Regions from separate parts of the Homo sapiens genome. Here regions 1 and 2 are each linked to region 3. Evidence: chromatin contacts called from ENCODE Hi-C or POLR2A ChIA-PET data. All regions are on one chromosome and are shown on one strand. The core of a region is the stretch at or near the end of the contact, and the rest is flanking DNA. Distances in the headings are between cores, read along the strand shown.

Region 1 (3,957 bases), core at 226-2,725, 740 kb after region 3:
CTCCCCTGGCCTCTGGCCTCCTAATGGCTTCAGCCCATGTGGAAGCCTGACAGGAGATGCTCATTGTCCAGCTCCTTCCCATGCAGTTGCTGATGACTTTGGTGACCAGATAGCCTTTCCCACACTCCTCTCTTTGGGTTCTGGAATTCTGGAAACCCCACTTGGAGGCCGTTGGGCCTAGGATGGATAATGGCCCTCGCTGGTGCATGAGACCCAGGTTATTTCTCCATCCCTTGTGGTTTACTTGCCTACATTGATTGATTGATTGGTTGATTAAGATAGATGGTCTTGCTTTGTTGCCCAGGCTGGAGTGCAGTGGTGCAGTCATAGGTCACTGCAGCCTCAACCTCCTGGGCTCAAGTGATCCTCCCACCTCAGCCTTTGGAGTAGCTGGGAACATAGGTGTGCCACCACACCAGATTAATTTTTATTTTTTTTTGTGGAGACGGGGTCTCACTGTGTCGCCCAGGCTGGTCTGGAACTCCTGGGATCAAGCAATCCTCCTGCCTCGGTCTGCCAAAGTGCTGGGATTACAGGCATGAACCACGGGCCCCCACCACCACGTTTTAGGAAATGTTCACATTGGAGTGTGCCCTCTGTTTCCAGCTGGGCCCCCGACTGGTCATTGTGGTCTAATGGAGTGTGGTGCCGGCAGCTGCCAGCGCCTGCCCTCTGAGAGGGGTGGCGAGGGGCACACAGGACCAGACTGCCCCTACTGTTGGATGACTGGGTAAGTCGCTTTCCTTCTCTGGGTCTCTGTTTTCCAATATTTAACATCTTGTTGTGGGCTAAGTGAAGTCCAAGTCCCTTCCGATTCTAACATGAGGTTGTCCCGGAATATCTATTTTGTGTTCTGAATTTAATAACCGGCTGTGGAGGGCACCACAGGCAAATCTGTACTGTGAGTGGGTTGCTGCCACTCAATTATCTGACAGCAGCTGCGAACAGGTGGGCAGTGTGTTTTCCATAGGCAGCGACGACTTTTGGAGGTGGATTCAGAGGCACAACTAAGCCGCGCGGCGCATCAGGGTTCAAGGGCATGGGGCTCCCGCAGCTGTGGCTGGGGCAGAGCTGGGGCTGGTCCCTCCCTCCAGGAGCACAGGGCGGGCGGTCCAGCCTCACGTCTCTCGGCCTCCAGCCACACCCGGCCCGCGCAGTGGGGGGCCCAACAGACTTTTCCTTTTCGGGCCTCAGTCTTCTCGTCAGCAAGGGCGGACAAGGACTCTTCTCGTCCCGCCAGAGGAGGCGACCGAGGGGCCTGAGCTCAGGTACAGGCCGGCGGGCTCAGGAGGCGCGAGCGCGGATCGAATCCGCGGGAGGAGCAAAGATCCTTGATGCGCGGCCGGAGGGCGGGGCGGAGGACGGGACCCACGCGATTGGTATCCTGCCCTCCGCCCCAGCCAATGAGCGGCGAGGGTGTCTTGGGGGCGGGGCAGAATCAGCCTTTAAGTTGCAGTGACTCTCCGGCGTCACTGTTGCGCTTCATAGACGCCGCGTGTACCCGGTTGTCCTCAGGCGCTGTCAGGTACCGTCTGGGCGCCGCTGTCCTGGGGCTCTGGTTCGGGCCCTGGCCGGGGTTCCCTGACAGCGGCGGGGGAGGCGGGCGGGCGCGGGGTGGCCGCGGCCCGGGTTCGGGGGATGCTGGCTGAGGGGGCGCGCTGGGCCTCGGCCGGGGAACGAGCCCCGCTTCAGCGGCCCGTTTACTCTGCGGGCGGCTCGGACCCGGGCGCCCTGGAGTCTCCGGCCGGCGCGCAGCTTCAGGGGGCAGGGGCGTGGCGACCCACGGCTTGCAGGCCGGAGTCCTGGTTCCAGCCCAGAGCGGCCGACGGGCGGGCGGCAGGGAGAGGCTGAGGATGTGGCAGCCCCGCCTGCCAGACCGGGCGGAGCCGCCGCCCCCTGCGCTCGCGGCCTGTGGAGGCCAGGACTCGGCCCACCCGGCCCAGAGACCCCGAGGCGCCCCGGGGTTCCGGGTAGGAGGCCTTTGGGCACCCTTGGTTCCTGGGGTTGGCGGGGAGGCTGCGTTCTGGGGACGGGGGAGCTGTGCAGTAAACCGGTGGCCCTGGTCACGCGGCGGGGGCGCTGATGCAGCCTTGGAGGGCTGGGTCCTCCCGGCCTGCTCCTGCGCCCTGCAGATCGGCCTGCCCATCGCTCCCCTCTTCCAGCCTATGATTTTTTTTCTCCAGCCTCTGTCGAAATAAAGAAAATTACGGAAGCAGAACCTTCCTTACAGTAACGTGCAGGTTAATTAGATGGTGGGGGATGGGGGGGCAACAGGACTTTCAGCATGAAAACCTCCCGTTGGGGGCTTTTTGCAAACCCTGCTGAGCATCAGTAAATGGGCCTGGCCAGTGCGTTTCCTCGATCGCCTTCCCGGGCGGGACGGGAGGGGTCATTGTCCGCCCTTTGCTGGCGAGAGGACTGAGGCCCGAAGTCACCTGGGCACTCGCCCTGTGACCCACCGTCTCCTTTTGTCACTCTACATCTTACCTTTTCGGTGTTCAGTTTTACCTCTTAGATAAATTACGGTGATAAATTAAGGGCGAACAGACAGTGACTTTGGAATGAAGTGGCTTTACCTTAAGAAATGACTAATGTTCAGTTTCCAAATTCTAAATTTCTCCTTCTGGGATTGAAAGGGTTTCTGTGGATAAGCTAGTTCTTTCAGTTAACCCCGGAACTGTTCTTTAGATTGTAATCAATCGCTCTTAGCCATGTGAAATAACAATAGACTCCTTTCATTAGAATATCCTGGTTCTGTCTTTAGATGAATCTTTTCATAAAAACGAGCGTTAAATTAAAAAGCTTATTTTTAGCCCGGCACGGTGGCTCACACCTGTGTAATCCCAGTATTATGGGAGGCCCAGGCAGGCGGATCACCTGAGGCCAGGAGTTTGAGACTAGCCTGGCCAACATGGTGAAACCCTTTCTCTACTAAAAATACAAAAATTAGCCAGACATCGTGGTGCGCGCCTGTAATCCCAGCTACTCGGGAGGCTGAGGCAGGAGAATTGCTTGAACCCGGGAGGCAGAGCTTGCAGTGAGTTGAGATCGTGCCACTGCACTCCAGCCTGGGCGACAGACTCCGTCTCGAAAAAAAAAAAAAAAAAAAAAAAAGCTTATAGTTTTGGGTTTACAGTTTTTCATGGTGTTTAAGATTAGTTTTGCATCCCCCCCCCAAAGAAAAATCCAGTATAACTTTAAATAGTAAACATTTTTAAAAGACATTTTTCCCTCAAAGCAGCTGTCTTAATATGTATTATCCCCATAGCGTGCCTTTATTACAGTTATTTGTGTGCATATTTTATGCCCTTTAGTGAGTTCTTGAGGACCTTTCAAATCTCAAACATTTACAAATAGTGATGAATGCACGAATTTGGATGTGTGTGGAGGATGTGCTGTAGTTGACCCCGGTCCTTTCTCAGTAGTAAAACTAGTTGTTTGCCAATGATGCACTTGGCTTGAATTTTAGCCAGAATACTGATTACGTCAAAGAGACTTCTGTTGGTAGAACTTTTTTTTTTTTTTTTTTTTAAAGGCCTGTATTTGTGAATGGTTACCTCAGGAAAAGTAAATATTTGTCAAAATAGCAAGAACAAATTTACTCCTCAAGTTGAATATTTTAAGTGGCTTTTGGACAACTTTACGCCGACTATTCTTTTAGAGTAAGAAAATAGTTTTTAAGAGTATAGGCTAAATTAACTTCAAAATGCAGCCTTTTGTGGAAATTCTACTGTAGGTATGTTCTAATGTAGATGGATGGGCTAGATGGAGGGAGTAATGGTAGCCTGAAGGACCCTGTTAATTACGTGGATAAAACCTTCAGTGTTAGAATTCTAGCTTGCCAAGAGCAATTTGTTCTCATTTCCAGGACCTGAGTATGGGCGTCAGGTAGATGCATGATAGCTGCCTGGAACACATTATTTTGACCTTTGAAGGCCATTAGATCTAATGAAGTAA
Region 2 (3,962 bases), core at 419-2,918, 710 kb after region 3:
TCTTTTCTTTGGGATTTTCACATTCCCTTCGATGGGAGGTGGTCCAGTGGACTTGGGAAGGGCACTTCCTTTCCTGAGCTTTAAAAGCACAATCCGTCTTCACTTTAGGACTGGAGCTGGCTTGATTTCCGCAGGCTTTAAAGTCCGCAGGGAATACAGTGACCACCTCTGGGAGGGGCAGCAAGGTTTGAATGAGAAAAGCTACAAGGAGCTGGCTTCTAAGGATGCCTCTTCAATAACAGATGGGATTAGCAGCCCCCAGCACTTTAATGAGAAGGTTTCTCCTCCTCTTCCTACTCCTTACCTGCTCAGACAATATTAATTGCCAAGTCATTGTTTGGAAACCCTATGGGGCGGAGAAGAAAGGAACGGCAGAGTCAGAGGTGGTTCTGGGCCAAACACTAGGAGAAGCCTCAGAATTTGCCTGAAACAAATGCTTAGTGCTCACAGACTGCTGTGTGCTTTCCAAGAGACAAAAGAAGAAATTCAGGATTGGTGTGGCCAGTGGAAGCTTCTCCGACCACTGGTGATCACTTTCCCAGGGGACTTGGTGGGGCAGATGAGGGCCATTTCAACTGTCTCTCTTCTCGGACCTTAAATTCAAACCAGACAGGCATTTCTGAATCTTCTGCTTCTGGGGCTGAGAGGGAATGGGGGTCAGAGATGCAACCTAATTCTCAGATCCAATTTCTGTTGCAAATGATCGAATTTGTGACTCTGGAGAAGGCCTGACGTTTGTCCATTGAGGGCTGTGCTCCGGGTCACAGCAAACCAGGGCAGACACCCTCAGCCATCTCACTTGGCTCTGTGCCTGAAGCCACCAAGGTTTCCAAAGCGGCTGGAATCCCGGTGGGGGCTCACCACCTCTCCAAACCTCTTGCTGGCCTCTGGCTTGGCTTTGGAGTGGAAGCAAAAGACTGAGAGTCCGGGATTTTCTCCCTCCGTTTCTGAGACAGCAGGATGTACTAAAAAAGCACTGACTGGTCCAGTAGAAGACCGAGGTCCAAACCCAGACTCTGTCACCAACTCACAGTGACCCTGGGGAAATCTTTTCTTACCTTTGAACCTCGATTTCCTCATCTTTAAAACGGGGACAGTGGTCTGTGCCACGTGACGCCCATCTCACAGGGATGCTCAAATAATCAAAAGAGATCGTGCAAGCCTCAGGGCTTTGTGAACGCTAAACTGTGAGAACGTGAGGGATTTTACCTCCGAGGTAACCGGGTCTGAAGCTATTACAGTAATTCACTGGCGGGGAAGGAGATGCGCTGAGCATTGCCTGGGAGTAAGCAGTCCTGGCCTCAGTTGCATCCCCAAGTCTAAGGCGGGTGCACCGGAGAAAGGGAACAAACTCAAGTCACAGAGGTGTGTGTGTCGGGGTGAGGGATCCCCGGGATGGAAGCCTCCCTCGCGCCCTCGGAGAGTCCCAGAGGGTTGGGCGGAGGCGCGCGGAGACGACAACACTGTCCCCGCGGTCGCGCGCACCGGGCGCGCGGAGGCTTCCCCGAGCCCAGGCAAGCGGCCGCGGCACAGCGCCTGATAGTCCCGAGGCTGGCCCGGGCTGCGCCGGTGCCAATCGGCGCGCAGCCCCCCGCGGCGCTCTCCCCGCCCCGCCTCCCCGCCCCCCTCCCCAGCTTCACTTGGCAGCGCGGACCCGGCTCCTGGCTGGAAAGCTACCGCCAAGCCACAGCCGAAGGCAAGCCCGAGCGGCGCCATCCCCAACCCCGCGCCGCCGACCGCCGGCCCGTGGGCGACGGGCATGCTGGCATGGCAGGACGGCGGGGCCAAGGCGGCTCCCTCCCACCACAAGATTTCTTTCTCTGTCCTGGACATCCTGGACCCACAGAAATTCACCCGCGCAGCGCTCCCTGCCGTGCGCCCGGCTCCCCGGGAAGCCAGGAAAAGTTTGGCGGAGGTCGAAGCGGGGAAAGATGCCAGCTCCAGGGACCCTGTCCGACAGCTGGAGACCCCTGGTAAGATGCAAGGCGGCCCCGGCCCCAGGAGGCCTCAGCCCCAACAATGCGGAGTGTATGGGGGAACAGCCGGGCCCGGTGAGTGGCCCTTAACAGCGTCTTCCTCAGAGAGAAGGCGCACGGGACCGGGTGCGAAGTGTAGCCCCCGCCTCGGACTTGGATAGAGGCAGAGAGGAGGCTCCCCGCATTACAGGGCAGGGATTTGCCGCATCCCTGCTCACCCGCCAAGCTCACCCGCACCACAGTTCTGATGCTCGCGGTGGAAACTTACCTGGCGCCTGTCTTGCCAGGCTTACTCATTTATCGGGCATTTAATGCGCTTGCCACGTGCTAGGACCTGGGCTAAGGGCTGGGATAAAGGTGATGAAAACTTCGGAACCTGAGAGATGGACAGCATCATTAACATCACCTCCATTTTATGGATGGGGGAGCTGACGCTAAGGCTTGCGCCGGGGGTCTTCGTGAGTAGCGAGGTCAGGTGCCACCCGGAGACGCCTGCGGGGCTGGGCTGCCCCAGGCGCTCAAGCTCCCCAGACTCAACTGTTAACTGGGACTGGGCTGGGGGCGGGGCTCGGATGGAGTGTTGGGAAGCTTTCGGTACTTTCTTCTCGAAACCCTTTCTGAATTACTCCCAACGCTGGCGGACACCTGATGAAGGGGTTAGGAAAGTTTGTGGCTGGAAGGAAGGACGGAAGACAGCAGGAGTCCTGCTGGGATCAGACAGGGAAAGGCGGCTCCCTGGAGGGTCAGAGGCTCAGGTCATCGGGGGAGGCTGGATGCCGCGCAGCCCCCTGCTCCCCTCCCCAAGTTTGGCGGTGATTGCCTGGGGCCCGGGGCGCCTCTGGCGGCCGCACTTGGGCCCAGGCAGGCGGCCTGGTAATTGTTCGGATCTTCTCTCCGAGGGGCCGCCCTCCCTTCCCCCACCCTCGTGATCGATATTCTATTACTGGCGCCTGCATATCTCCTGCCCGCAGCTTGCAGGTACCGACTTCAAACCCCCTTTCCCTGTCTGATCCTAATATTGTTCGATTAAAACTTACCTTTAATAGATGACATCTATCGATCCGGCCCCGCACAAATCTGAAACTCTATTAACACGGCGGGAGAGAGAAGATGGGAAAGGGAATTTCACTTTAAAGCGGGGGCGGGGGTGGGGTGGGGCAGAGAGCTTAATAACTTCTTTTTTAATTGCTGGGAGTCCTAGATCAAAATAGGCTTCTAGGGTCTGGGGAAGGCACAGCCCTAAAAGCGTTTGACATCTAGATGTCTTAATACAATGATCCTACCCCCCAGTATGGTTACCCAATAATGTCACTATTTTTTCTTAATGCGGGGTGTCATTCATTCATTTGGCGTACATTTCTTGGACGCCTACTTGATGGCAGATTTGTAAAGGGCAAGAGGACACCATTCCCCTAAACCCGCTGGCGAGGATGTGTAGTCCGGCCTAAGGGGAGCGCGATGTGGGGACAGGAGCAGCACCCAGAGTTGGGTTGGGGGGACAGCTGCTTGCTCTAGGGAGGACGAGGACGAGGTTTGGGGACCTGGAGAGGCTTCTGTTCACCGACCCCTTCTCCCCTAGATGCTGCGGGCCCAGGCGCCGGCCAGGCGTCCCCCCTGGAGGGTTCCGAGGCGGAAGAGGAGGAGGATGCGGAGGATCCGAGGAGGCCGCGGCTGCGGGAGCGGGCTGCGCGCTTGCTGCCGGGCCTAGCGCGCTCACCTGACGCCCCGGCCGGGGCATTGGCGTCTGGGGAGCCCTGCGAGGACGGCGGGGGCGGCCCTGTGAGGTCCCCCCCGGGATCCCCCGGCTCCCCGCGTCCCAGGCGCCGGCGCCTGGAGCCCAACTGCGCCAAGCCGCGGCGCGCGCGCACCGCCTTCACCTACGAGCAGCTGGTGGCCTTGGAGAACAAGTTCCGGGCCACGCGCTACCTGTCAGTGTGCGAGCGCCTGAACCTCGCGCTGTCTCTCAGCCTCACCGAGACGCAGGTC
Region 3 (4,321 bases), core at 1,195-3,694:
GAGAAAAGAAGACCACTCAGAACCAAAGACTTCTGTGAAATAAGGAAGCAGAAAATCTTTATTTGTAGTTCTTATAGTTTATGCCTAAGAAACTCCGAAGAACAGGTACTGGTAACCCGGTAGCCTGGCGGTGGCCGCGGTTTGTTTACAGCCAAAAACTAGCTGAGGCGCCATGCCCTTGAGGCAAAACTGCTGAAGAGAGAAGCACCCTGAAGATCAGTTTGTGGAGATCCAGGGTTGCCAGAAGACGAGACAACCGTGATTGCATGTGCGGAGGTTCCTCGATGGAAGCGCAGCCCGGCGCGCCCCTCAGCTGGCCTGGCCAGGCCCTATGAAGGTCACGCGAAAACCCTGCTGCGGGCTTCTTAGCGACCGCATTACGTGGACTAGCGGGCAAGAAAAGCCTGGTCGGCGCTGCCCTCACAGGTAGGCGGTCTTCAATCACGTTTTAAAATCTTGTTGAGTGATTAAGCAATCTTCGATAGTCCCGGCCCCTCCACTGCAGGCCGCTCAGGCCGCAACGCACCTGGTGCGCTTTGGCAAACAAGCCCCGCGGCGGGCTGGGGCAGGATTTAAGAAATGTTTAATGAAGACTGGGAGGCCTGGAGCAACGCTCTTTGGGATGCAGAAAAGGGTCGTGCAGCTCGGTGGCCTCTCCTCCGGCCCCCTGGCCCTGGCTGTAAGTTTCCTCGGCTCTGCAGGGCGCGGGGCACTCAGGGATGGAGGAGACCACACCGCGCGGCTGGGTTCGCGGAATGGCGGTCCCTGCGGCCTCCAAAGGCGGGACCTCAGACCCCTCCCACTCCTTTCCTGCTCGACATCTCAATCCAGCTCCTAATATCTCAATAGGGTTTTTAAACAAATCGATCCTAAGGGCTCAGTTCAGCCCACCCAGGGATTCTTGGAGGACGCACGCCGAACTCAGGGTAGTGAGAAGAGTTTGGGGGGCCCTGGGGCGCAGGGAGAAGACCCCACACTCCACGGCCACCAGCTCCCTTCCGGAGACGGCGCTCGGACGTCGCGGGTCACGGGCGGGGAATTTAGCCCAGGTGCTCGTTGGGCCGCGAGCGGCCGCTGGGCCTGGATTCCCAGGCTCGCTGTGCAGACTCCAACCTTGAGACGTCAGGACGGCGTGGGCTCCGGGCCGCCGCGCAAGCCCAGGACCCCGAGTCGCGGGCCCCCACGCCGCAGCGCGCCTCCCTCCTCGAGACCCGGGGCTCCGACCCAACACAGGGCTTCTCAAATGCCCCGGCGAGATCCAGGCAGCAAGAGGGAACCTTTTTTTTTTTTTTCAATGTGTAAGAATGTTTTGCTTCTTTTAGGGCACAGCACTGCTGCAACTTGCAGCACAGAGGGCCCTTCCCTGCGCACCCACAGCGGTCGCCGCCTCTCCGGCACGGTCTCCCGGATCTGGATTTGGGGAGCGCAAGTGCCCCCTGTGGCCGGCCCGCGCCTGACCCCGCGGGCCTGAGAAGGCAGAAGCGGCCGGTGCGGGGCACCAGGAGGAAGTTGGAGCCCGGGGGCCGGGAAGGGGGCTGGTTGGCGCCGCTGGCTGGGCGGGGCCCCATGGGACCGGGGCCACCCGGGGCTCGCGTTCCCCCACGTGGCCGGCTGCCCGGTACCCCACGTGGAAGGGGCGGAGGAGGATGAAGGGCCAGGGGAGCAGCGGACCCCGAGCCACCGCGACAGGACCTCGGCCCCTGCCACCGAGGCCCCCGCGCCTCCCGAGGGCCTCCCGGGCGGGGCCGGGCTAGGGAGTGCCCGCCGCGCCCGGCCCCTGGCCCTCCCGCCCGCCGCGCTTGTGTGCACTTTCGCGGAGCCACTAATCCCCCGAGAGAGCCGATTTGTAGTGAGGAGTATCTGAAGGGGGCGAGGCCGGCCCATGTGGGGTTGTGTCATTGGTTTGCAAAAAGAGACCCCGCCTTTGCCCCCCCCCCCCAAAAACAGGAGCGAGGAGTGAGCGAGCGGCGACCCTCACCTCGCCTCCCGCCTAGCTCCTGCGCAGCCAGCGGGTACCGGGAGCTGCGGCCAGCGCCGCTTCTTTCCTTTCCTTTTCTCTCCGTTTTCCTTCTCCTTCCCCGGAGGAGAAAACAAATAAAGAAGAGCAAATAGCCGGGAGGCGCTCGGCATCCAGGACGTTCCCTCCCCCGATCCAAGTTGGAATTAGCATCCTCTCGGGGGTGAGCGCGGCGCGGGGCGGGCCCGGGCCGGGGACCCCCAGCGCAGCCCCCTCTCGGCGGGCGGGAGGGCGCGGGGCCGGGACGCGGGGGGAATTGGGAACCGGGTGGGCGGAGGAAGGGGGTGGGGTGGGTGGGGAAGTAGGAAGAGGCTCGGCGGCGAGGGGAGGAGGTGGAAGGGAAGGGAGGGGTAGGGTGGGGAGGGGAGGGGAGCGGAGGGAGGGTGGGGAGGGCGGGAGGGGGAGGGGCGGGGAGCTGGAGAGATTAAGTTTTTGTGTGTGTGTCCCTGTGTGCGTGTGTCATTTTAAGGTGGCTCGGGAGCGGCCCGGAGGAGCCGGCGGCGGCCCGAGGAGCGAGGGACCGAACCGGGAGCCATGCCGCGCTGAGGGGGGGCCGCACAGCCGCCGCCACCGCCACCGCCGCCGGGTGGGGTGGGAGGGGCGGGAGACGCCGCCGCCGCCGCCTCCAGGGTGGGCGCCTTTCGCCGTGGACGCCGACCGTCCGGGACGAGGTAAGGGGGGCCCCGGGGGAGGGCTGGGGCCGCCGCCGCCCCCGCCTCACCTGCGGCCGCGGGCTGGGGGCGCCGCGCCCGCGCCTCACTGCGCCACTCAGGGAGGAGGAGGAGGAGGAGGAAGAGGGCGAAGGACGCGGAGCCGGCATCCGAGGACATCTTTGGTCCGTGCCCCCGGCCTCGTGTCCCCCCTCGGCGCCCGGGGGTGGACGCTGGCTCGGGGGTCCCCGCCCGCCCCCGCCACCGATTGCGCCCGCTGGCCGCCGTTTGCGCCAGGATTTTTGTTGTTGTGATGAGAGTTGATGAATGCGAAGTAGGCGGTCACCTTCCTTCCCATCAGGGTTGAAAAAAAAAAAAAAAGAAACCCCGAGCGCGGCGGCGTCCGGAGGGCAGCGGCGGCGGCGGCGGCGGCGTCTCGGCGACGGTTCCCTGGGCGCCCCCGGCTCCTGCTCCCTGAGCCCGGTGGGTGCGCGCCCGGGGGCCGCCGGCGACCCAGGCCGAGCGCGCGACGCGCCGCGGGGACAATACGGCCGGATCTCCGGGGAACAGGAGTCCGAGCGCGCCGGGGTGCGGCGGGCCTTGCGCCTACGAGGCGAGGGTGGGGGGGGCGCGGAGAAGAGGGGTTCCGTGGGGAAGTCGGGGCGTGAGCGGCTCTCGGTCCCCAGGGGCGCTGCCCCTGCCGGCGGGGGATCCCGCGCGGCTCCCCGGGAGCGCAAGTGAAAGACGGGAAAGGAGGCGAAGTGGAACCCTTTTGTTTTGCCGGCCCCGCATTGTTGGCTCCTCCGGGCAGCCGGGCCACATCTGCTGCCGCTGCCGCCGCCGCCACTGCCGCGCGGGGCTCGGCCCGCCAAAGTCGCGGCGGGGCGGGGGGCCTGGGCGGGCCGGGCGGCGGGCGCGGGCGGGGGCCGGGCGGGCCGGGCATTTCCTCTGCCCGGCCGCGCTCCCGCGGGCACCACTTCCTCCTCGCCCGCCGCCGCCGGGAGCCCGGCCCGCCCGCCTCCCCCACCTTCCCCGCCCGGGCCGCACTTTTCGGGTGGGGCGAATCAAAAAGAAAAAGTTTAGCAGGAGGGGCTGGCTAGGGCGCGCCCCGGGCGGCAGGGACCCGGTGCGGCGCAGGGACAGCCGGGCCGCCGCGGTTCCTCCTCCTCCCAGCCCTCCGCGGCGCCGGACGGCCCCGCGCGGCCGAGGGGAAGCGCCTTTCTTTCTCTCCCTCGCGCTGCCCCCAGCGCCCCGGGCGAGTTGGGCAGAGGCGCGCGGGAGCCGGGGCGTGCCTGGGCCTTTCTCCCGCGGGAGGCCCAGCGGCGTGGCGGGTCGCCTGCAGCCCACGCCGCGCCCTGGGGCTCGGAGGCCGCGGGCCCAAGAGCTCAGCTCGGTCACCGCGGGCCGCGCCGAGACACACACGCGCGCACACACTCCCTCCCGTGGCTCGCTTTCCGCCGGCGACGACGGTCGCGGACACGGAGTGAGCGTGTGCGCGCGAGTGTTTGTGGTTGTCCCCCCTCCCCCCGCCCGGTACTTTTTCCGGAGGCGGCCCAAGCGGCAGTTGGCTGCAGAGGACCCCACGTTTAGGATTTTATAGGGAAGAGGAGGAATTTTTCGTAGAAATCCCCGCTCTGCGTGCTCGTGGTGGAGG

What was found. Hi-C counts contacts between places; a loop is a spot of excess contacts on that map. ChIA-PET counts read pairs that join two places held with the same protein, here RNA polymerase II (POLR2A). Pooled maps may share reads with other maps.
Region 1: a pooled map shows a loop between it and region 3 (4-fold over the local background). The contact joins the promoter of OAT here to the promoter of CTBP2 in region 3. A Hi-C loop is called at or near these places in 8 of 50 pooled maps. POLR2A ChIA-PET finds 5 or more read pairs at or near these places in 2 of 52 experiments (MCF 10A and activated CD8-positive, alpha-beta memory T cell).
Region 2: a map of naive thymus-derived CD4-positive, alpha-beta T cell shows a loop between it and region 3 (8-fold over the local background). The contact joins the promoter of NKX1-2 here to the promoter of CTBP2 in region 3. A Hi-C loop is called at or near these places in 1 of 168 maps with a recorded cell type or tissue (naive thymus-derived CD4-positive, alpha-beta T cell) and 4 of 50 pooled maps. POLR2A ChIA-PET finds 5 or more read pairs at or near these places in 2 of 52 experiments (A673 and H1).

Annotation. Positions count from the first base shown.
Region 1 is chr10:124,416,441-124,420,397 of GRCh38, reverse strand. It overlaps OAT (ornithine aminotransferase), which reads left to right and starts at 1,475. Exons shown (of 10, transcript NM_000274.4): 1 at 1,475-1,525. RefSeq lists an enhancer at 286-800 and silencers at 774-1,433, 1,376-1,915.
Region 2 is chr10:124,447,741-124,451,702 of GRCh38, reverse strand. NKX1-2 (NK1 homeobox 2) reads left to right here and starts at 1,668. Exons shown (of 2, transcript NM_001146340.3): 1 at 1,668-1,973; 2 at 3,556-3,962. The coding sequence starts at 1,760. RefSeq lists enhancers at 1-243, 244-799.
Region 3 is chr10:125,158,686-125,163,006 of GRCh38, reverse strand. CTBP2 (C-terminal binding protein 2) reads left to right here and starts at 2,444. Exons shown (of 11, transcript NM_001329.4): 1 at 2,444-2,688. RefSeq lists an enhancer at 1,064-1,673.